6 separate regions of the Homo sapiens genome follow, and regions 1, 2, 3, 4 and 6 are each linked to region 5. Evidence: chromatin contacts called from ENCODE Hi-C or POLR2A ChIA-PET data. All regions are on one chromosome and are shown on one strand. Each heading gives the region's core, a stretch centred on a gene start or an enhancer-like site at or near the end of the contact. The rest is flanking DNA. Distances are from core to core; before and after follow the strand shown. Region 1 holds the start of KRTAP16-1 (keratin associated protein 16-1). Region 2 holds the start of KRT33B (keratin 33B). Region 3 holds the start of DHX58 (DExH-box helicase 58). Region 4 holds the start of CNP (2'',3''-cyclic nucleotide 3'' phosphodiesterase). Region 5 has its middle 23 kb from the start of EIF1. Region 6 holds the start of KRT33A (keratin 33A).

Region 1 (3,645 bases), core at 685-3,184, 360 kb before region 5:
ATAGCAAGGGAGCACATACATGATGACAGAAAAAACTACATGCAGGAAAGAGACCCGAGATGATGTGGCAAAGCAGCTCTTCTCAGCTTAATCGTAGCAGAAGACAAGAACCTGGAATGTCTCCCTCTCACTGTCCAGAAGGCCTTCATTTAAGTGATCAGGATACTGACATTTCTGATGAGTTCTTTGAGGGGTAAGCCGATTGTGAGTAACAATGCAGAAAGAAAGAGCTCCTAGCTAAGTCATAATGAGCTTTGGGGAGGACAGTGCAGTTTTGTCTCTAGCTGGTGGCTTGACTTGCAAGAATTGGGGGGCTGAAGCCAATTTAGCAGTTGGCAGGCTTGCTGGCAGCAGGCTGAGCTGCTGCGGCCTCACGGGTGGTTGGGCTGATGGGTTTGGCTTCAGTGGGCTGGCAGGGAGCCTCTTCTGAGACATCCACCTTGCAGGGGGTTGTGTCAACACAATCCAGTTGGCTGGAAGTGGATTTTTTGCAATCCCGTTTGCAAGAGTCAGACTCAGTGCAAGATGGGCGGAAGTAGACTGGGCGGCAAGAGTAGGAAGTGACACAGGCTGGGCGGCGCAGGATGGAGTAGCATGGGCGATAGCAGGCAGGACGGTAGGAGATGGATGTCATGTATGGCTGCCTATAGGTGAGGAGTCCAGAGCAGATTGGGCGGCAGATCGGACGGGAGACCGGGCGGTAGGAAATCGTAGCACTGCAAGGCCGTTTGCTGGAACTGGGTATGTAGAAAGTCCTAGGACAAGTTGGTCGGCAGATGGCAGATGCAGAAGACCCTGGACTGCAGGAAAGAGGTCGGCAGGAGGTAGATGGGCAGGAAACTGGCTCAGGGCAGACAGAAGGACAGCGCTTGACTACATAGCAAGTAGGTTGGCATGGACTGGACACACAGACAGCTGGTGAGCAGGGGCTGGGCTCAGAGCAGATGGGTTGGCAGATACTGGAGACACAACAAGAAGGCTCTTGGCAAGTGCTGGGGACAGAAGGTGGCTCGCACGAGCTCTGAACACAGCAGACAGGGCGGAGGCAAACTGGCTCACAGACCAGAGCCACACACGTAGCTGGCTGGCAGATGCTAGACTCTGAGCAACTTGGCTCACAAGGGCTGGGGTCACAGCAGACAGCCTGGCAGCTACTGGTCACAGAGCAGGTAGGTGTCGGGCACACCGGCTGACAGCAGGAAGGCTCACAGACCACAGGTTGGCAGGAACTAGGCAGGGTGCAGACAGCTGAACAGCAGCTGGGCTCACAGACAACTGGCTGGCAGCAGCTGGATTTGCAGAGGACAGGCTGGCAGGAAGTGGGCACACAGAGGACTGGTTGGCAGGAAGTGGCTTCAGAGCCTACAGGCTGGCAGCAGCTGCTCACGGAGCAAGAAGGCTCACAAATAGCAGGCTCACAGCACACAGGTTGAGCACAGCTGCTCACGGAACAAGAAGGCTCACAAACGGTGGCCTCAAAGCACACAGGTTGGCAGCAGTTGCTCACTGAGCAAGAAGGCTCACAGATGGTGGCCTCGAAGCACACAGGTTGGTAGCAGTTGCTCACAGAGCAAGAAGGCTCACAGGTGGTGGCCTCACAGCACACGGGTTGGCAGCCGCTGCTCACGGAGCAAGAAGGCTCACAAATGACAGGATCACAGCACAGGGGTTGGGCACAGCTACTCACAGGACAGGAGGGCTGACGGCACTGTGGCCCACAGCTGGATGATCCACAGCTGTCTTGACAAGTCACCAGCTGCCATGTCTGGCTCTGGCAGGAACTGGGCAGGCAGATGGGGCCTCCACAGCTCACCTCAGTGGAGCAGAGAGAGGTGGCTGGCACGGAGAAGCATTTCCTAGAAGAGCAACTGCCAGACATGGTGGAGGTGGCCGTGCTTCCTTGTGCTGAGTGCTGAGAGGTTGCTGCCTCACTGTGACAGCTCCCTGAGGCCCTCACTTTTATACCCCCTCACTGGCGTGTTCTGTTTGGGACTCCTGCATCTTTTCCTCATTGTTGTTTGGGCCAGTTTGCAGAGGAACATCTTATTATACCACCGTTTGTTGATCTGGAAGCTGTTTATCTACCCGTAAAGAAGGTGTTTATTTATTGATGTGCTAAATTTGGAATCCTCAGAGCTACAGGTAGTCTTGGAAGAAGCATCCTCACCTCCAAACTGGATAATCTATATTTCTGAGCATTGTGAACAGGGAAAGAAGAATGAAACTTATGATTTATCCACCTTCTAGTCTTCCATACAGGGCCCTGGGTTGGATTCAGAGGATGCCACAGGAATAAGACCTATTCACCCATTCTCTTGGATCTCGCCTTCTAGTGGGCAGATAAGCATGCAGACAAACTCACTGCAATACAATAATAAGTTCAACAATAGACATACAGAGATTAATTGAGAGGAGAGGTGATGAACTCAGTTGGGAAAAGAACAACTGGGCTGGATTTTAAATGACTGCACCTTACAGCAATGATCTTGCTTAAAACCACCAGCAATCTCATGAGGCAGAGATTTTTCTCCACCATTAGAAATGAATAAATGGTCCAGGAACCATGGCTCACGCCTGTAATCCCAGCACTTTGGGAGGCTGAGGCAGGCAGATCACCTGAAGTCAGAAGTTCGAGACCAGATTGGCCAACATGGCAAAAACCCATCTCCACTAAAAATATAAAAAATAGCCAGGCATGGTGGCACACACCTGTAATCCCAAATGCTTGGGAGGCTAAGGCAGGAGAATCACTTGAACCTGGGAGGTGGAGGTTGCAGTGAGCCAAGATCAAGCCACTGCACTCCTGCCTGGGTGACAGAGGAAGACTCTGTCAAAAAAAGAAAAAGAAAAAAAAGGAAGGAAGGAAGGAAAGAAGGAAGGAAGGAATGAAGGAAGGAAAGAAGGAAAGAAGGAAGGAAGGAAGAAAGAAGGAAATAAAGAAAGAAAAGAAAGAAAGAAGAAAGAAAAGAAGAAAGAAAGAAAGAAAGAAAGAAAGAAAGAAAGAAAGAAAGAAAGGAAAGAAAGAAAGAAAGAAGGAAAGAAAGAAAGAAAGAAAGAAAGAAAGAAAGAAAGAAAAGAAAGAAAGAAAGAGAAAGAAATGAAGAAATGGGGGCAGAGGGTCAGAAAGTTTCAGTCACTTGCTAAAGATCACACACAGTCTGTCCCTGATCTAAGGCGGCTGTCCCTCCTTCTCACCAACCTGTCTAGACCTACCTTTCTCAGAAGACTTCATCAAAGTCACATATCGCCAGCTTAGCCCACCGCTGTCCTCCATGCTATCCCATGAACATAGAACATTGGCTTGACCTGTTCCTGGAAATCATGTGACCCAGCCTTTCTGCTCTTCCTCAAGCATTCATTAGACCTCCAGGGTCTTCCTTGCTTTTAATGATTTTGACAGTTCCTTTAAAAAAAAAAAATCTCCAAGACCCAAAGGGTAAATAGTAAAAACAAGAGACTTCTCAGGTGTGTCTCTCAAAGACTTTGTGAACAAAAGACTCGTCTTTGCTACTCTTGAGACAGATGAAGGGAGAAATGAATCCTAGGTTTCTGAATTCCAGGACTTAACATCTTGCTCAGTGAAGGGCCTAGTTTGCCTCCACCATGTGTTTTCATCAACACAAAAGGCAGGCTCTCGCTTGGAAA
Region 2 (3,501 bases), core at 917-3,416, 300 kb before region 5:
TGAGCCAAGATTGCATCACTGCACTCCAGCCTGGATGAGAGAGGGAGACTCCATCTCAAAATAAAAAAATTAAAAAAAAAAACTTAAAACACAGAATCTGAGCACCTATTGAAGAGGCTTTGACATTTAACCTAATCCTAACCCAATGCAAGAATCCTCCCAATAGAAATTTCTGCTTCCACATTCCAGGATAGGGAGCTCATCACTTTGTAATTCAGCCTGTCCGTTACTAGACTGCTCTGATGGTTAGGAAAATCTTACTTGGTTCTGAAGTCATCTGCAGCCAGCTTGGCATTGTCGATCTGCACCACCAGCCTGGCATTCTCAGACTTGCTGCACAGGATCTGGGGATAGGATTAATCATGAAATGGGTTATACTAAGAAATGCCTTGTGCCTTAAAGTGAAATGCTATTTTCTTTCAGCCACATTCCTCCCAAATAGCTTTGAGTCCTTTCAGATTTTCAGCTCTGAGATAAAAGGAGGATTTGATCATAAAACTGATCATTTCAAAACCAGGACAACCAATGTGAATTCATCATGAATTCTATTCTTATCTGCTTCTGGCTTCCTGCAATAATTAGGTTACTGGGTATCCAACCCTTCGGTTGGGTGACCAACCATCCCAGTTAACTTAGGACTGAGGGGTTTCTGGGATGCTAAAATGGGAAAAATCCCAGGCAAGCCAGAACAACTTGGTTATCCAACACATTCCACCTGCTAACTTCTCTCCACTCTCCCCTCATATTGCCCTTGTTCATGCCTTTGCAAAAAGCTTCTTGCTGTACCCAGAATGCCCTCACCCACTAGCAAGACCCCTTGTGTAACCCACATACTTAATCAATAACACTTCTTATGACCTTTGTGTGATCATTTTGTTTCCACATCTATCTCCCCTGTTAGACTGTGAGCTCCTGAAGGAAGGAGACTGTCTTACTCAGTACATTATCCCCCACCCCAGCACTGTGCCTAACACTCTCCAACTCTGGGTAAATAAATGAATGATATTCAAATAGCACAACCCCTTTCTGGCATCTAATTTTCCAGATCTACAGAACAGTGGGCAGTCAATTCCCTCCCAGAATCAAGGGCTTGTACAATTGGATATAAACTCCCACTCATCCTTCAAACCCCACTCAGACATTGCCTCTTCTGGGATCCCTCCCAAACCTACACCAGGTATTCAGTCCCAATTCTCTGTGGACTCTTTACTTATATCTACTTCTCTTCCAGAACAGATGGCCCCATATTGTCATCTGTACACATGGCTGCTCTAGAGGATGGTCCATGTGTCTGTAGATATTGCTGGAGTCAACAGCTCTCTTGTGTTGCCATAAATGCTATATTTTGCTACAGCTTTGAAAGGCTTTAAATATTTGAAGATTTACTTAGGAAATTCTTAGCATAGAAAATAATTCAGGTGCATACTTTTTGAAAATGCGGTAATGCTCTGAAAACAAAACCAGGGTATCATAATCAAACCAAAAAATCAGATATTCTGGTTTGGAGTAAGACGCCATATAAGATTGCTATGACTGATTTTGGTCTAATGCTTCACTCTAACACCAGCCTGCATCCTTCCTTTGTGGCTCTACAACAGATTTTCTAAGACTACTTGATGTCATACCTAAGCCAGTGAATCTATGTCTTTATCATTCTCAGCATTACTGTGAACAGACTTAGATCCATTCACAGTTTAGTATGTCAAATATAGATAAGTAGTTCATTAAGCTGGCAGTGTGGTGCCCACCTCCTCACCTTCTGCTGGAGCTCCTCAATGGTCTTGAAGTAGGACTGGTAGCTGGGGCACAGCAAGGGCTCCTGCTGCTGAGACCGCTCCCGGATGAGGTTCTCCAGCTCCGCGTTGTCCCGCTCCAGCTGACGCACCTTCTCCAGGTAGCTGGCCAGGCGGTCGTTCAGGAACTGCATAGTCTCCTTCTCGCTGCCATTGAAGGAGCCCTCGCAGAACCAGTTGCAGTTGCTCACATTGGCAGGGATGTTGCAGGCCCCGGGCAGGGTGTAGCCGTGGCAGCTGGGGGGCACACAGGGCCGGGAGGAGCAGCTGGTGCGGCAGCTCAGGCTGGGCAGGCAGAAGTTGTAGGGCATGGTGCAGGGAGGCAGTGGAGCTCTGGAAGTCAGTTTCAAAACCTGATTCCTTTTCCCTGGGATAAGCCTTGGTCCTTTCCAGGGCTTTATATTCTGTTAGCAGTGGGTGTGGCAACCATGTCAAGTATTCCTCCTTTTTACCTCCTTTGCTGATTTTTCCATTTGTTATTTAGCCACTTCACCTGAGTCCTATACCTCATTAAATGTTTTACTCTGGCTTCTTGCTAAGTCAGGACTCCTCACAAAACATGCTGATTGGTTAAGTAAGAGCTTCATGGTTTGGCTTCAAAGTGACCAACCTTGCCTGTAGCAGTGCTTATCCATGGGACATTGAGCTAGAGTGACAGCTGGGCCCTGTCCCCAGAGTAGGGGGCACATATGTGCCTCTTTCTCCTAAATGAGGAAAGGCTTGTGTCTCATCCAGTTCATATTCAATTAAGACTCTGTGAGAAAAGCCATGTAAGGAAACCCGTCTAGAAACTAGACTATGTGATAGGGAATCCTGGAAGCTGAAATGAGAAAGGACTTACAAGGCCATTGGTTCAAGGCCCATTTGCAGTTCCATCCAGGCAGATGGAGGCAACTCTACCCTCTTCCTATGGGGCTGCAGGAAGCCACCCACCTCCGTTTCTACTAGTATTCAGTGTTCACAGAACATTAAGAAACCTAAATTTTGGGAGCACCTACTCTGCATGAAGCACTGTGCTCCATGCCTGTGCACAGCGTGACTCTGTCATTGGTGATGGGTCCTGCTTGCTGAGCCTCCACTGTGCACCAGGCACAGTGCCAGGCACCTCATATGCACCAGCTCCTTCAGTCCTCTCAAAATGCTGCAAGGGTTTGTAGATAAGGACCCTAAGCCTCTGAGAGGTCTCCCAAGGTCACAGAGCTCCTACATGATGGAGCCAGGGTTCAAATACAGATCTCTCTAATTCCAATGTCCACACTCTGTCATATTACATGTCTCTCTCTTCCAATCTTTTCAGTACTGAGATGCAATAATGCAAAAAATACAGATTGAGCTCCATTGAGCTCAATCAGTGCTGACAATATCCTAAATTAGAATGGGCCAAAAAATAACAAGCCTGTTTTTTACTTATTAAAGAACCAAAAGTCACTTCTATGCTGAAGGAAGGAAGTTTACTAAGTGAAAATGCCTCATACCCACTAGAAGCTTGAAAAAAAAAAAAAAAGGAAACCCTTGGTTGATCTGAGGGAGAAATACCCAAGCCTAGCTCTCCAAAGGATATGACCCTGAAAATCCACCACTATGTCATGTGCATGAAGTGGCATTTTATGACCATTGGCACATTTTGGCAAGCAGATGCTCTACTCTCATGCATTCCAGATGGAACTATGAAATATGAGGATTTTATGTTTAATCTATCAGTGCTCAA
Region 3 (3,385 bases), core at 487-2,986, 450 kb after region 5:
AGTAGTCCCCACAATGATGTAAGAATTCCTTCTTCCCTTCACAACCTGCAGCTGGTCCCAGGATGAGGAGCCAGGCAGGGAAGACTTCTTTCCATTTCACAGATTAGTAAACCGAGGCTCAGCTGGGGAAGGGACTGGCCTAAGATCCTACACGATAGCCCGGCCTGTTTCTACTAGAGTGCCTGCAGGGGTTTTGTGAACAGGCAACCCCTCACTCCCACTAAAACTCCCAACACCTTGACTCCAGGAGGTGCCCTGGGGTTGGCGAAAGGAGGTACCCCAGATGCGTATCTTTTTCCTCCCGGCCATGGCCCTCACCAGTGAGCTCCACGTGCTCCTCCTCCTCGGGGCTGGTCAGTGCCATCTGCAGAAGCTCTGCTGTGCAGATGAGCAGGTCATGGCACCGGGCCAGGTGGCCAAAGCCAGCACGTGGTCCCATGTCCCCACTCAGGGTTGTCACGGTCCAGCGTCCATCCAGCATGCGCCTGAACTCTTCACCATGCTGGGTCACCAGGTGCACCTGGGGGTGGAGAATGAGCTGGGAAAAGAGAGCTGAATCTGGGGCCAGGGGTAGGGAGGCGGTAAGGTGACCCGCAGGACATGGCTGGGTACTGAGCCAGGGTGGAAAGACAGGTGAGCTTAGCGATGGCCACAGCAGCTTTGGAGTTCTGGTGGGGACTGGGAGATGCCTGAAGAGCTAAGACCCTGCTTGGTGGTGGGAGAGCGGGGTAGGGACAGACCACTCACCCTGTTGACCAATACAACCACCTTGGCTCCATCCACAGTCTCTAGGTGCCGCTTGGCCACATAAGCAGCCGCCCGGGTCTTCCCGGCACCCGTGGGCAGCCAGATGATGATATTCTTGCCCTCCAGGGCAGGCATGATCACCTCCCATTGGTAGGACCGAAGCTCCATTCTGGGAATGGCAGGGGACTCAGACCCACCGACTCCTCCACCCCTCCCAACTCCTGGCCAGACCAGTCAGTACAGAGACCTCCCTTTGCCCAGGACTCCACCCCACTTGAGGGAGGTGGGGCAGGACTCCCTCAGAACCCATCAGGACCCTGCTCTGCCCAAAAGGGGGAGGCGGGAGTAACACAGGCTACACCTGCCCCCTGCCCAGCCCAGGACTCACCTGCTCTAGTAGGTAGGTCTGCCCAGGGCAGTCCCACTTAACTCAGCCTGGTGCCACTCTGCTCAGCTCAGAGACCCAAGATGGAAACTGAAACTGAGGGAAGGAGCCAGCTGAGCCGACTTAGGAATCTCCCATCCCCGCCCCAGGAAAAAGAACCAAGAGAAAAGAACCGTTTGTGCTAACAGTCATCGCCAACTGCCGTGAGTACAAACTCCGGTTAAGTACTGCTGCTGCGCCAGCGCCCTGGCAGGCATGATCACCTCCCATTGGTAGGGCCACAGCTCCATTCTGGGAATGGCAGGGGACTCAGACCCACTGGGCCCTCCACTCATCCCAACTCCTGGCCAGAGCAGTCGGTACAGAGACCTCCCTTTGCCCAGGACTCCACCCCACTTGAGGGAGGTGGGGGGGGGGACACCCTCAAAACTCATCAGAAGCCTGCTGTGGCCAAAAGGTGGGGGTGGGGGGGGGTGGGAGTAACACAGGCTACACCTGCGCCTTGCCCAGCCTGGGTCTCGCCTGCACCACCACGTAGGCCTGCCCAAGGCGGCCCTGCTTAGCTCAGCCTGGTGCCGCTGTGCTCAGCGCAGAGAGCAGAAATCAGAAATGGAAACTGAAACTGAGGGGAGGAGCCAGCTGAGCCGACTTACGAATCTCCTATCCCTGCCCCAAGAAAAAGAACCACGTGTGCTAACAGGGAAGCACTCTTTCAGTGCTACAGGATCCTCTACGCTCTGGCCCTTCTGCAGTCAGTTGTAACCACATCCACCCAGGTTAAGGTGAAGGCAGGAGGTTCTGACCCCTGCTGCCCTGGCATCTGGATCAGGAGCAGCCTGGAGGAGGGAGAGGTGGGGGGCTGCAGGCAGGTAGGACCCATCACCCCAGGAGCACAGGACCAGGCCTGAGGCTTGCTGGGGAGAGCAGCCTCCAGTTTGCAAGAGGTCCCTGGGGGCCAAGGTGAGCCTGCTAAGGCTGGGACTACACCAAAGAAACAATCACACAGAGAAATAAAAAGCTTTATTATTCCCTCTAAGGGATTAATGCCAGGGAATGAATGGTCCCCATACCCCCCACCCCTGGGGGAGACTGACAGAACAGTGCTGGACAAGGCATGGCCCCCTTCAGTTTGGGCTGAACTTCCAACCCCTGAAGCCATCACTCAAGCTAAAATGAGCAGTTCTGGTCCTCAGGGAAACAGCCACCTGGGCCAGGCCCAGGAATCCAAGCCTCCAAAGCTCTTGGGGACCAGGCCTGGGGGCCACCACGGCTGGGCAAGGTTCATCCCTGGCCACCAGCTACTCTAGAGGGGCTGGGCCCCAACCCAGGAGACCTCTCACACACAGTGAAGGCTGGGACAGAGCTGCACGCTTGGGGGTGCCTGAAGGTCCAGAAAGAGCTGCAGGATCGGGTCCGGAGGACCCTTGGCTGGAGTGTCTCAAGCTGAGTCGGGTCCGTGGGGCCAGGGCACCCCCTAAGGATCAGATCAGAATCCGAGGTGGAGACATTCCAGGTCAGGGCTGCGGCCCAAAGATGGGCCTACTTGTCAATGAGGCCTCCCTCCTTGAGCTTGAAGTAGAAGAACTTCTCCAGGGCGCTGGCACAGCGGCAGTACTCGCTGTCCGGGGGGTTGTACTCGCGACAGTTGGCGATGACCCGCTGCAGGTCGGCCACAAAGAGCTTCCGGGTCACGTAGTAGCGGCTTCGCAGCCGCTCAGTCATGGTCTTCAGGTCTGGGGCAGCAGGAGACGGAGCACAGCTTTAAGAGGCTGAAGACCACGGCAGGGCTGTCCACCAGGGTGGGCCCCCTGGGGCTGCAGGGCGCAGTGAGGGCAGGAGCAGGTGTGGGGACAGAAGAGGAGGGAAGGGGATGGAATGGAAGGTCCTCACCAATGGGGAAGCGGATGACCTCGTAGTAGTCAGGGGCCTCCGACTTCTTCACAGGCTCCATGAAGGGCCAGGCACTGGGGTGAGACTGGAGAGAAGAGCCGGGCTGGGGACAGCCCTGCTGCGCCCACGCCAGCCCGAGACCACTACCCACCCCACACTGCATCAAGAGGCCACAGCCATTGGTGCAGGGGCCCTGGAAAGGAAACCTGGTCTCCCCACCTTGATTTGGGCCAGCAGGTTTTTGAGGGTTGTGTAGAGCTGGTCGGGGTCCTTCAGCTCCTTCCTGGGGCGAGAGACACCAAGTCTGAGGCTCCAAGTCCCTCTGCCCCACCCCCAACCCGGCTCCTTTGACACTCACCCCTT
Region 4 (3,226 bases), core at 145-2,644, 300 kb after region 5:
CAGAAGAACTGGGAAAAACACAATTTGGAGAAATAGGAGAAACGAAAAAAACAGGAAATGAGATGGAAAAGGAATATGAATGAAGCCATCGGTAGAGATGAGGATCAGGAAGCTGGTGTTCAGAGGGATCATGGGATTTTATTAAACTGGATTTTCAAGCGATTTGTCTGTTATAGGAAAAATGAGGGTTTTACTTCTGCTGCTTTCCATCACTATTTTGCCATTAAATAGGTGTCTTTCACTCTTGCAAACCCTGAGTCTGTCACTTTGCCTCTTCACCCCTGCCCATTCTTGGAAGAGCATCGTGGAAGAAATGAGAAAGGTGCCAAGAAGAAAGGGTTTCAGGAGGGTGAAGATACGGGCGCTACAGGGAACAAGAAGTCACAGGGAGGAGAGGGGAAGGCCTGGGAGGAGAGGTGCTTCCCACACACCGGTGACTGACTGAGTCCCTCCAGTGCGCAGGACAGCGGGGAGGCTTTATGGATGGAACAGTGGTGGGGCGGCCCCAGCTGTCACAGGTAGGAGAATGCCGCAAGCCAGAACCAAGCGAATGCTGGGAGTGAGGCCAAAGATAGGGGAGTGGCCTGGGAGTCGGGAGGGCAGACAGACTCCGCCTCTGACACCTCTGGGTGGCATAATCAGGTAAATCAGGCTCTCCAAGCTGGCTTCTCCTCTGAACAATGGGATACCTGCCTCAGGGGTTGCTGCGAGGACTGAGTGCTTAGCACAGCACTTGGACAGGAAACTCAAAAATCCAACGGAGCTCTCAGTGGTTTCACAGAGGAGGTGGCAGCTGAGGATCTGGCCTCAGAGGATGTTAGGATTTCACTCCGTTACTCATCTGTCCCTTTGGCCATTGCCATCCTGGTCTGTCTCCACAGCTCCTAGAAGGAAAGGTCGGGGCTGAGACTGACTTTCGGCTGGCACAGGGCCTGGACGAATGAGGCCAGTGAGGCATTTCAGATGCAGAGTTTACCGGAATGCCAGCAAATTGCATGATAATATTTTAATCCAATGTGGTAAAAAAAAAAGTTTTTAATTAATGCAAAAGTCCATGATGAATAAAATATCAAAAATTAAAGACAGGATCCGACTTTGCACGACCCTGCCTCACTCACTTCCTGCTAATCCACGGGACCGGGGAGGGTGACTGAGTTACCCCTCAACACGCAGAAAAAGCTAGTGGCCGCTCAGCTCGCAGGCGCAGTGGGTGGGTGCGCGTGGGGAGCAGGCGCGCGCAGGGGGCGGGACCGGGCCGAGGTTCCCGCGCGCGGCGAGAGTTTCGGGTTTTGGTTCGCAGCGCCTGCGCGCAGAGGAGACGGCCCGCCCCCAGCCCGCCCGGGTGCCCGCTCCGCCCCCCGGGCTATGTAAAGCGGCCGGGCTCGGGTCGTGCCACCGCTGGACTCCCGTGTCCCTCCGCGCAGGCGGGCGGCCCCGGAGCGCTGGTGCCGGCAGAGGCGGCGACGGTGGCGCCCCTCCTCATCATGGTGAGAGGCCGGGCGGGGCCGGGCACGGGGTAGCACCAGGGCGGGAAACGAGTGTCGGGGCCCCTCGGGAGGAAGCGTCTTGCAAACGAGGACCCGGGGCTCCGGGTTCGACTTCCAGTTTTCTTGGTACTCAGGGCGGCCCTGAGGTCTGGGAGAAGCGGAGGGGTTTTGGGGTGCCGGAGAGGCCGCTGTAAAGGGAAACGGTGGTGTTTCTCAGGAGGGAACTCGGGACCGCAGAAGCTGCTGCGCCTCTGGGAGCCTGGGTGGGCCTGGGCCGGGAGCCCGGGAGCTGCTCCCGACCCCACGCAGGCCCGCGCTGGGGCAGCCGCTTCGGCGCCCCCTCCCCGGGCCCAGTCTCATCACGCGGAACCGCTGCCCCGCGCCCGGGTGCGGGCGGGAGGTGGAGCCAGTTCAGAGGAGGGGACCCTTTACGGTAAAAGCTGCCGTCCCTTGTGGCTTCTAGAAGATAGGAAAACAAGTGGCTCCGAGAGGCGCTTCTGACACACAGCACAGCGGCGGGTAGAGCTGGATCCTAATTGCAGGTGCCCTGTGCTGCCCTGTTCTGGACAGGCACAAAGACCACGACTTTGTGGGGGCCGGGAGAGGGTAGAGGAGGAGGTGGCAGGCTTGGTGAAAGAGGGCCTTTGTCCAGTGCTCTCCTGCCCTGCCCCCCACCAGCCCTTCTGTGGGACCATTGTACCCGCATGCCAGACAAGAGAGTATTATCTGTTGCGGCCATTGTTGGGGGAAGGGAGGCAGTCTTGGGGTAACCCTTCTCCACTCCCCCCCTTCTCTGTGCACTCAGCCGTGGCAGCTGTGGCTTGGCCCAGACACAGAGACCCCCACCTCCAAAGAGGACGTCCTTAGTAGGTGCCAAGCATATAAGAGTGAGGCCAGTCCCAGAACCGCAGGCTCCTGGCGCGCCCCGCATGCCTCCAGCACGTTTACCTTTCCGAAGTGGCAGGAATGGGGAAAGCGCACGCTTAGGAGAGCTTCAGACAAGCTTCCCTCTTCCTCCTCCACGACCAGAAGCGGAAAGGTGCTCCCGGACCGAAAGGGAAAGAAGGTCCAGCACTGCCCCGCTTGGGAAGGCACCCACAACCAGTCTAGGGACTAGGGGTAAGGCCGGCGGGGAGCCCGCGAATGACCTGGGCTGACATCTCTTCCCCTCCTTACACAGAACAGAGGCTTCTCCCGAAAAAGCCACACATTCCTGCCCAAGATCTTCTTCCGCAAGATGTCATCCTCAGGGGCCAAGGACAAGCCTGAGCTGCAGTTTCCCTTCCTTCAGGATGAGGACACAGTGGCCACGCTGCTAGAGTGCAAGACGCTCTTCATCTTGCGCGGCCTGCCAGGAAGCGGCAAGTCCACGCTGGCACGGGTCATCGTGGACAAGTACCGTGATGGCACCAAGATGGTGTCGGCTGACGCTTACAAGATCACCCCCGGCGCTCGAGGAGCCTTCTCCGAGGAGTACAAGCGGCTCGATGAGGACCTGGCTGCCTACTGCCGCCGCCGGGACATCAGAATTCTTGTGCTTGATGACACCAACCACGAACGGGAACGGCTGGAGCAGCTCTTTGAAATGGCCGACCAGTACCAGTACCAGGTGGTGCTGGTGGAGCCCAAGACGGCGTGGCGGCTGGACTGTGCCCAGCTCAAGGAGAAGAACCAGTGGCAGCTGTCGGCTGATGACCTGAAGAAGCTGAAGCCTGGGCTGGAGAAGGACTTCCTGCCGC
Region 5 (3,372 bases), core at 214-2,713:
CTGGCACTTTGGGAGACTGAGGCTGTAGGATCGCTAGAGCCTAGGAGTTTGAGACCAGCCTGGGCAACATAGGGAGACCGCCCCCACCGCCCACCTTTACAAAAAAATTAAAAATTAGCCGGTCATGGTGGCATGCATCTGTAGGCTCAGCTACTCAGGAGGCTGATGCAGGAGGATCACTTGAGCCCAGGAGGTCAAGGCTGCAGTGAACCATGACTGAGCCACTGCAATCCAGCCAGGGCAACAGAGCAAGATGCTATCTCAAAAAAAAAAAAAAAAGTGCTATTAAGAGCTGAACTCTGTTCTGGGGGGAGTAGCCTTTCCTTCCCTTCTCTGAGCCTCAGTTTCCCTATATATAAAAGAAAGGAATCAGATAAGATGGCCTGAAAGGCTGCCACCAGTTCTAATGCTCTCAGGTCCTGCTCTCTGACCTACCCAGGACACATGGAACCATCATCACCTCCTTGATCCAGGCACTCTACTCCTCATAATGGAACCAAGATGGTCTTCACTTTATTTTTTTTTTCCCATTGTCCCTGTCCTTACTGCCCTCTGTGTTATGCCAACCTCCTCTGAGTTAACTGAGGCTCAGAGGCTCAAGCAGTCTTTGCCACCCTCTCCCCACTGTCCCCCCCACCCCTCACTCTCCCACCAGACTGTCTGCTCCATCCCCGTCCCAACTGCTCCCACCTGGACTCCCTGCTGCCCTTGGTTCCTACCCCACCCCTCTGTCCACTCCCCCACTCACATACCTGGCCCTCCTTCCCCCATGCAGCCCATCTACCTTCACAGGGAGGCAGCAAGACACCCCCGCCGGCCTAGGAGGGTCGAGATCCTAGGACTCTACTTTTTCCAGTCCTGGTATTTGCCTACACGCCCCAGCCTCCCACCCCCAGCGCCCCCCCCAACACACACACACCCACACACACACACACGCACGCACGCACGCAATTATAACCCCCTTAGGGACAGCCGTTGTGTCTGCTGTAGTTTAGCCTTGGATTCATCATGGCTTCGACATCGCCGGCCCTGGGCCAGTGTTCGAGAGCATGGCCCCAAACAGTTCTTGCTCTGTTCAGCTCCCCACATTGCCAAGCTGCGAGCGGGCTCTCTGTGCTTCCTGCCTTCTGTCTGCCTCGCCTGTTCTCTCCAGGTAGGCGGCTCCTCCTCCAAGCTCCCCCAGCCCTGGGCTGACCTCTGTCACCTGGATGGTGGGTGCGGGTTCTCCGGGCATGCACCTCGTTCCCCTCTTTACTCCCAGCAGTGGCTGAAACTTGTGGGTGCTTGATCGTGCTAGTTAAATGAATGAACATGTGGTGGTTACAGGCAAACCCACAATGCCACACAGGACACCGACCAACAACTGAAAACGGTGACAGCTGCCCTTACCCGCAGCTCCCCAGCGTAGCCCTCCCCCATCGCAGCCAGACCGGCTTGCCCACTGCGCAGCAAGGCGGAGCCCCGCACAGCTAAGCCCGGGCGTGGTGCTCGCGGCGCCCTCTGCTGGCCGGGCCCACGGCCTCCTCCTGCGCACGCGCGCCGCCACCCCGGGACCAGACCTAAAGGGAGAAGGCGCGATCTGGGGCCCTCCCTCCGCACCCCCTCGCCCCGAGAAGCCCCAAACCCAGGTCTTTGACCCTCATGAACATCCTTTGTCCTTCCTCTCTCCTGCTCCCCCTGCAAACATTTTAGGCATCCCTAAATGATCACCAGCCCTCGCCTGCTCTCTTAGCAGGCCTCCAGGTGGGGTTAGAATTGTCAAATGCTGGCACAGGACGAAACCCTAATAATAATAACTATGATGATGACGGCAGCTGCTGCTGAGCGGGCACTTTGTGGTTACCTTAGCAACCTTCCACCATCCAGGAAGTGCAGCCCCTTCTTTCACAGGCGGCAGCTGCAGCCAGAGGCGTGCGGGGACTTCCCAAGGTCACACAGCAAGAATCCTAAGAAACCCGGGGTGTTTCCTCTGCCTACGTGGAGCTAACCCTGCCTCCAGAAGCAGGGGCCTTGAGATGGGAGCAGAGCGATCTGGTGCCCCGGAAACCCCACCCCCACCCCCACCTTGCCCCATGCGCAGCGAACGTGGCTACATTTCCTATCGTTTGTCCAACCCATCATTTTGCCTTTGGGAAAATTGCAGGGGAGGTGGAGGCCAGAGGACAGGGAGACAAACGTTCGTGGGCATCTGCCACGAGCACATTTGCCACGCTTTGTGACAGGCCCTTTCCCGTTACACACCACACCTGCCCAGGACCGCAGCACAGAACCAGGACCCAAACCCGCCGACTCCCTCCCTAGTGCTCCTTCCTCACCCCCCACCCCCTCCCCCCTCCGCAAGTTCTCTCTTGGAAAAGGGGCCGCTGGGAAGGGGAGGAAACGCACTCACTACAGGACTCCAGGTGGGGTCCAGAGGCTCTGCCCCTGGTGCCTCTTCCCCAGCCCTAAAGCCCCCAGCCCTAGAGAGGGGACCCTCCTGCACAACATCTCCAGGGGACCGGGTACTCCACTAGGGTCGAGAAACGTTGAATAGTGCGGTGGGTGCGGGAGGCGCGCCTAGGTGCCGAAACCCGGTCTGTGCTGCCATCCTGTGGCCATTGCAGGAAGTGTGCCTGTCAGGCCGCTCTGCATTGAACCTGAAATGCCGGGTCACCCTTGGGTTGAGTGAAACCGGGCCCCATGCTGAGGCTACAAGGGACATAGAAAGGGACAAGACGCAGCCCGTGCCCTGAAAGAGCTTACAGTTCGGTAGGATGGCCTTCAAATGACATGATCCAACACTCAACTCGGCGCCAGATACCGCCCAAAATAGAAGATCGTGCAAAAGGTTCCAAAAGGTGGAGGCAGCCTGCCCCGAAGCACATCGAGAAAGCCCTCCTGCAGCAAAGCCGTGTCGAGACTGGGCCTTACAGGGCAGGCGGGGCTGGGGCAAACAGAGATGAAGGAAGGCGCTCCAGGCGGAGAGACCAGCCTGAGCAAAGGCACAGGGGCAGGAAACACGGATTCTCAGGAATCCAGCTTGTCCCAAGTCTAGGTCAACTGTGAAGGGGAGAGCAGCATGGCCAGGTCCTCCAGTGCCCAGGTAGGAGGTTTCACTTAACCCTTTAGGCCACGCGGCCAACAAAGGTCTTTGAGCAAGCCAGCAGCTTGACCAGAAGTCTGTCCAGGAAAAGAGCATGATAGCTGGGGAACGGGGGCAAATGGGTGAGGTTTCAGAGCAATTAGGAAGGAAGGAGAACAGGAGGAGGCATGAGCGACGCGGATGGTGGTGCCACTGGCAGAGCTGGGAAGTCAGGGGCCACGCAGGGGAGACCAGGGCTGGGGTTTAAGTTCCTGGCAGAACATCCCAGTGAAGACGTCCTTCAGGAAGCC
Region 6 (3,739 bases), core at 1,086-3,585, 320 kb before region 5:
TTCTGCTTGAGGCACAGCAGCTCCTCCTTCAGGGACTCCACCTGGGCCTCCAGGTCAGACCTGCACAGGGTCAGCTCATCCAGGATCCTGCGCAGGCCATTGATGTCCGACTCCACCAGCTGCCGCAGGGACAGCTCGGTCTCATATCTGTGATCACAGGAGGGTCAGGAACAGGCTGGGCAGGAATAGGCCTGGCCTTGACTCTGCTTTGGTTTGGTTAGTCAGGCAACTAGGAATTAGGGTTTGTAGTTTTTATAGCCATCTCTTTTGTTTAGGTTTTCAGCATCGAGCTGGAAGAAAATGCACTGGTAATTTTACGTTTAAAGATCCAGTGGATAGACTTCTATATTCCTAGCTATTCAGGAGGCTAAGGGGAGAGGGTTGCTTGAGCCCAGGAGTCTGAGGATCTGAAGTTACACTGAGCTATGATTGCACCACTGCCCTCCAGCCTGGGTGACAGAGCAAGGCCCTGTCTCTAAAAAAAAGAAGAAAGCCAGTGGATTTAGGATAAAAGCTGACAAACTGTAAGACTTCCAAAATAATATGCTTCCACATTCTCCATTCTCATGAATGGGTTCTGTGCATAGGAGAACATCGGGGGCCAACACGTCTACACTAACTCACAGTACGACTAGGGGTGTCACGTCACAGAGGAGAAGAAGGAGGAAAGGAAGTCTAAGGCCTGGGGAAAGGATCTCTGAGCTACGGTGTGTGGTGGCTCTGTGAATCTTGGAGAAAGCAGCTAGAACATAGCTCAGTCACTGTTTGTTTAACTTGTGTTGACAACAGGCTAAAGGAAAGGAGGGCTGCCAGAGAAGAGAAATAAACAGCAACACCCCGCTTGCCCACTCACTTGGTCCTGAAGTCATCTGAGGCCAGCTTGGCATTGTCGATCTGCACCACAAGCCTGGCATTCTCAGACTTGCTGCACAGGATCTAGAAGGCCCAAAACATTCAAGAATGAGCAAGGACTTGGTAATTTTTCACCAATGGCAGTCCTTCCTAATTCACTTCCTTGGAAGGATCAGGATGTCTATCTTATTAAATGCTTTCTATATACAGCAGGTACTCAATGAATATTTCCAAAATTATATTCAAAAAAAGAACACCAAAATATGCAAAAAGTATAAGTAGATAATCTTTTTTCTATCCTAATGAGCAATACTGAGAAGCTGATCATAATAGTTGACATTTATGAAAAACACCTACTATGTTTCTGGCATGATACTAGGAGCTGAGGATACAAAAATTGGTAAGCACTTGATCCTGCCCTCAAGAAACTTTCAATCAAGCAGAAAAGACAAATAGGTAAACTAGCAATTGCAGGGGACTGGATCAGGGAAGAAGCCACATGTTCCCAGATGTCCCAGACAACTGGGACTACTTTGTCCTAGGTAATTTCCAATCTTCCCAATTTGGGCCAAACATTTTAGGCTCTCACTGGACACTGTGCACCAGGAGAAGCCCAGAGGCATGAAGGTGAGGACAATGAAATCAGGATAAGTAGGAACCTAGAAGAGAGAGGCAGCCAGCAGTCCAAGGGGCAAAAAGCTCAGATGAGGGAGAAAGAAAATGGCCCAGTCTTTACAAAAGATTCCGTTTCCCCAGCTTCCTTTGGACTCAGTCCTTTTCTCTCACCTCAGGGTAATAATTCTGGAGCTTGGCAGGTGCATGGAAGCATTCAGAGGTAGTTTTTAATTACAGCTCATTTATGCAAAGTGCTGCTACCTCCACATAGACTAACACTATGCAAATATTTAGACCTAACAGTCCCAAGTCTAGTATTAGATGGGCCCTCAAAAAACAAAATGGAAAGGCCAGTTTTCAGCTTTTCATTCACATCAAGAGCTTACGTTGTTTCTCAATCACAACTCGGATTCTCTCCCGACAACTTCCTACTGGAGGCACTGTGTCGCCCACTCCTCACCTTCTGCTGGAGCTCCTCAATGGTCTTGAAGTAGGACTGGTAGCTGGCACACACCAAGGGCTCCTGCTGCTGTGACCGCTCCCGGATGAGGTTCTCCAGCTCCGCGTTGTCCCGCTCCAGCTGACGCACCTTCTCCAGGTAGCTGGCCAGGCGGTCGTTCAGGAACTGCATGGTCTCCTTCTCACTGCCATTGAAGGAGCCCTCACAGAACCAGTTGCAGTTGCTCACATTGGCGGGGATGTTGCAGGCCCCGGGCAGGGTGCAGCCGTGGCAGCTGGGGGGCACACAGGGCCGGGAGGAGCAGCTGGTGCGGCAGCTCAGGCTGGGCAGGCCACAACTGTAAGACATGGTGCAGGGAGGGAGTGTCCAGCTGAAGACAGAGTCCAAAATCTCCAGGTTGTAGAGCGGTGGGTCTCCTTCCTCCAGGGAGCATTTATACCTCGTCCATGGAGGGTGTGGACACGTAAGACAACCCCTTTTTTTTTTTTTTTTTTTTGCTCATTTGGTGATTGTCAAAAGCCCTTCCCTCCATTTGTTGTGTTTCTTCAGAAGAGTCTCTCCCCTCATAAAATACTTTACTTGGGCTTCTCGCTAAGTCGGGACTCCTCTTCCATGCTGTGTGTCATGATGTAAGAGCTTCATGGTGTGACTTCAAAGACCTGGACTCATGAAAGCCCTGGCCTTCTTCAGTGGGGTGCAGCAGGTCAAGAGACAGTATTGCTGTTCTGCTTTGTGGCTTGAGGCCCCTAACTCTTTGGCAAGCTCTGGCTCTCCTTGGTGAAATGGAAAAGCATAGCTCTTGCCCTGTGTCTTTTGCTAGGTCACATTTCCAAGTGCCAAATTCCAAATTCATGGTTCTCAGAAAGAGGAATAGATCCTTTCTGGGACAGTTCCTGATGGCCATGTTTCCTGATATGATGGGCTTTTTTCATGTCCATGATGACGTCAATCAACCAAATAATAGATATCCACTATGACAATTTCATCCAGGGCGATGTAATAGACACTGGGAGGGGTGGAAAATAGGACTCAATGCTATGGTCAGAAGAAGTTCTTACTTGTTAAGAAACTGCACAAGCCCAAGGTAGTGTGGACACTTTTCACAAACTAGATCCTTTTTACAAACATGATCCTCAAACATGCAGAACTTAGATGTCCATTATTCCTCACCAGAACTCTTAAAGGTAAACTGTATAATTCCCATTTTATAGATGAGAACACCAAGGCATAGAGGGTGAGGATAATAAGTTGTGGACCTAGGATTCCAAAGCAGATCACTTTTCTTTTCATCACAACACTTGGCTTAAATATAAATGGCTTACTTCCTTCCCTTCTTCAGACAGGCCGTCCCTTTCTCCTCTCCAAGCTCTCTTTTTACCTTGAGCATGACACTGTCATGACTTATGTGCTTGTCTCTCTGTCTCTATTTGAGGTCCCTGAAGGCAAGGGCAGGGTCTAGTTTGTCTTTGAATCCCCAGCTCTAGGCACCTGGTAGGCACTGTTGAATGGGTGTGGGTAGAGTGATGAAGGGATGAACAGGAAATAATAATCTGAGGCAGAAGTTGACAAGTGATAACTGAGTGGTTTACACACTGGGGAGGGCGAGCAGCTCCAGGATTGGAGGCTCTTAGGAATGGATGAATGGATTTGTGCTGGGATAGGGAGGCTTCTAAGAAGCAGAGGGGAGAAAAGTAGGAAGTGCAGGTGAGGAGAATAATGTGCACACAGGAATGGGGTGGGAAAGCCCAAGGCATGGTTGAAGGACCAGGGTAAGTCTAGGCAGCAGGAAGGGGAGAGTTGTGAAGGGAAGTG

Evidence for each region. A loop is a pair of places that touch in the nucleus more often than their neighbours do. ChIA-PET counts read pairs that join two places held with the same protein, here RNA polymerase II (POLR2A). Pooled maps may share reads with other maps.
Region 1: a loop to region 5 is called in a pooled map, with 5 times the contacts of the local background. The contact joins the promoter of KRTAP16-1 here to the enhancer-like site in region 5. A Hi-C loop is called at or near these places in 5 of 50 pooled maps. POLR2A ChIA-PET finds 5 or more read pairs at or near these places in 5 of 52 experiments (CD4-positive, alpha-beta T cell, PC-9, WTC11 and 2 more).
Region 2: a map of Panc1 shows a loop between it and region 5 (3-fold over the local background). The contact joins the promoter of KRT33B here to the enhancer-like site in region 5. A Hi-C loop is called at or near these places in 1 of 168 maps with a recorded cell type or tissue (Panc1). POLR2A ChIA-PET finds 5 or more read pairs at or near these places in 2 of 52 experiments (A549 and H1).
Region 3: a pooled map shows a loop between it and region 5 (3-fold over the local background). The contact joins the promoter of DHX58 here to the enhancer-like site in region 5. A Hi-C loop is called at or near these places in 1 of 50 pooled maps. POLR2A ChIA-PET finds 5 or more read pairs at or near these places in 5 of 52 experiments (A549, GM12878, MCF 10A and 2 more).
Region 4: a pooled map shows a loop between it and region 5 (4-fold over the local background). The contact joins the promoter of CNP here to the enhancer-like site in region 5. A Hi-C loop is called at or near these places in 2 of 50 pooled maps. POLR2A ChIA-PET finds 5 or more read pairs at or near these places in 2 of 52 experiments (activated CD4-positive, alpha-beta T cell and activated CD4-positive, alpha-beta memory T cell).
Region 6: a map with no recorded cell type shows a loop between it and region 5 (2.4-fold over the local background). The contact joins the promoter of KRT33A here to the enhancer-like site in region 5. A Hi-C loop is called at or near these places in 4 of 168 maps with a recorded cell type or tissue (CD8-positive, alpha-beta T cell, IMR-90 and naive thymus-derived CD4-positive, alpha-beta T cell), 18 of 37 single-sample maps with no recorded cell type and 13 of 50 pooled maps. POLR2A ChIA-PET finds 5 or more read pairs at or near these places in 1 of 52 experiments (activated CD4-positive, alpha-beta T cell).

The regions. Positions count from the first base shown.
Region 1 is chr17:41,307,375-41,311,019 of GRCh38, forward strand. It overlaps KRTAP16-1 (keratin associated protein 16-1), which reads right to left and starts at 1,935. Exons shown (of 1, transcript NM_001146182.2): 1 at 326-1,935. The coding sequence starts at 1,879. The coding sequence ends at 326.
Region 2 is chr17:41,367,647-41,371,147 of GRCh38, forward strand. KRT33B (keratin 33B) reads right to left here and starts at 2,167. Exons shown (of 7, transcript NM_002279.5): 1 at 1,757-2,167; 2 at 262-344. The coding sequence starts at 2,104.
Region 3 is chr17:42,110,978-42,114,362 of GRCh38, forward strand. DHX58 (DExH-box helicase 58) reads right to left here and starts at 1,737. Exons shown (of 14, transcript NM_024119.3): 1 at 1,628-1,737; 2 at 1,136-1,228; 3 at 748-916; 4 at 319-520. The coding sequence starts at 915. It overlaps KAT2A (lysine acetyltransferase 2A), which reads right to left. Exons shown (of 18, transcript NM_021078.3): 15 at 3,381-3,385; 16 at 3,242-3,305; 17 at 3,023-3,107; 18 at 2,134-2,865. The coding sequence ends at 2,672. RefSeq lists enhancers at 1,245-1,344, 1,585-2,104.
Region 4 is chr17:41,965,401-41,968,626 of GRCh38, forward strand. It overlaps CNP (2'',3''-cyclic nucleotide 3'' phosphodiesterase), which reads left to right and starts at 1,395. Exons shown (of 4, transcript NM_033133.5): 1 at 1,395-1,487; 2 at 2,668-3,226. The coding sequence starts at 1,485. ODAD4 (outer dynein arm docking complex subunit 4) reads left to right here. Exons shown (of 12, transcript NM_031421.5): 12 at 1-1,103. The coding sequence ends at 83. RefSeq lists enhancers at 668-767, 1,869-2,426, 2,427-2,984, 2,985-3,226 and silencers at 1,138-1,577, 1,708-1,897.
Region 5 is chr17:41,664,573-41,667,944 of GRCh38, forward strand. No RefSeq gene overlaps it. Among named protein-coding and RNA genes, the nearest start is that of EIF1, 23 kb to the right of the region's middle. RefSeq lists enhancers at 621-1,140, 1,141-1,658, 1,179-1,268, 1,689-1,818, 2,689-2,918 and a silencer at 1,389-1,628. Within about 2 kb of position 1,464, at least 39 of the 41 ENCODE cell types and tissues checked have a DNase peak (open chromatin) inside an H3K27ac peak, as active enhancers do; they include CD4-positive, alpha-beta T cell, CD8-positive, alpha-beta T cell, GM12878 and 3 more, where a contact is called at or near this core.
Region 6 is chr17:41,348,493-41,352,231 of GRCh38, forward strand. KRT33A (keratin 33A) reads right to left here and starts at 2,336. Exons shown (of 7, transcript NM_004138.4): 1 at 1,928-2,336; 2 at 854-936; 3 at 1-147. The coding sequence starts at 2,275. It overlaps LOC105371778 (a long non-coding RNA gene), which reads left to right and starts at 3,005. Exons shown (of 2, transcript XR_001753056.1): 1 at 3,005-3,111.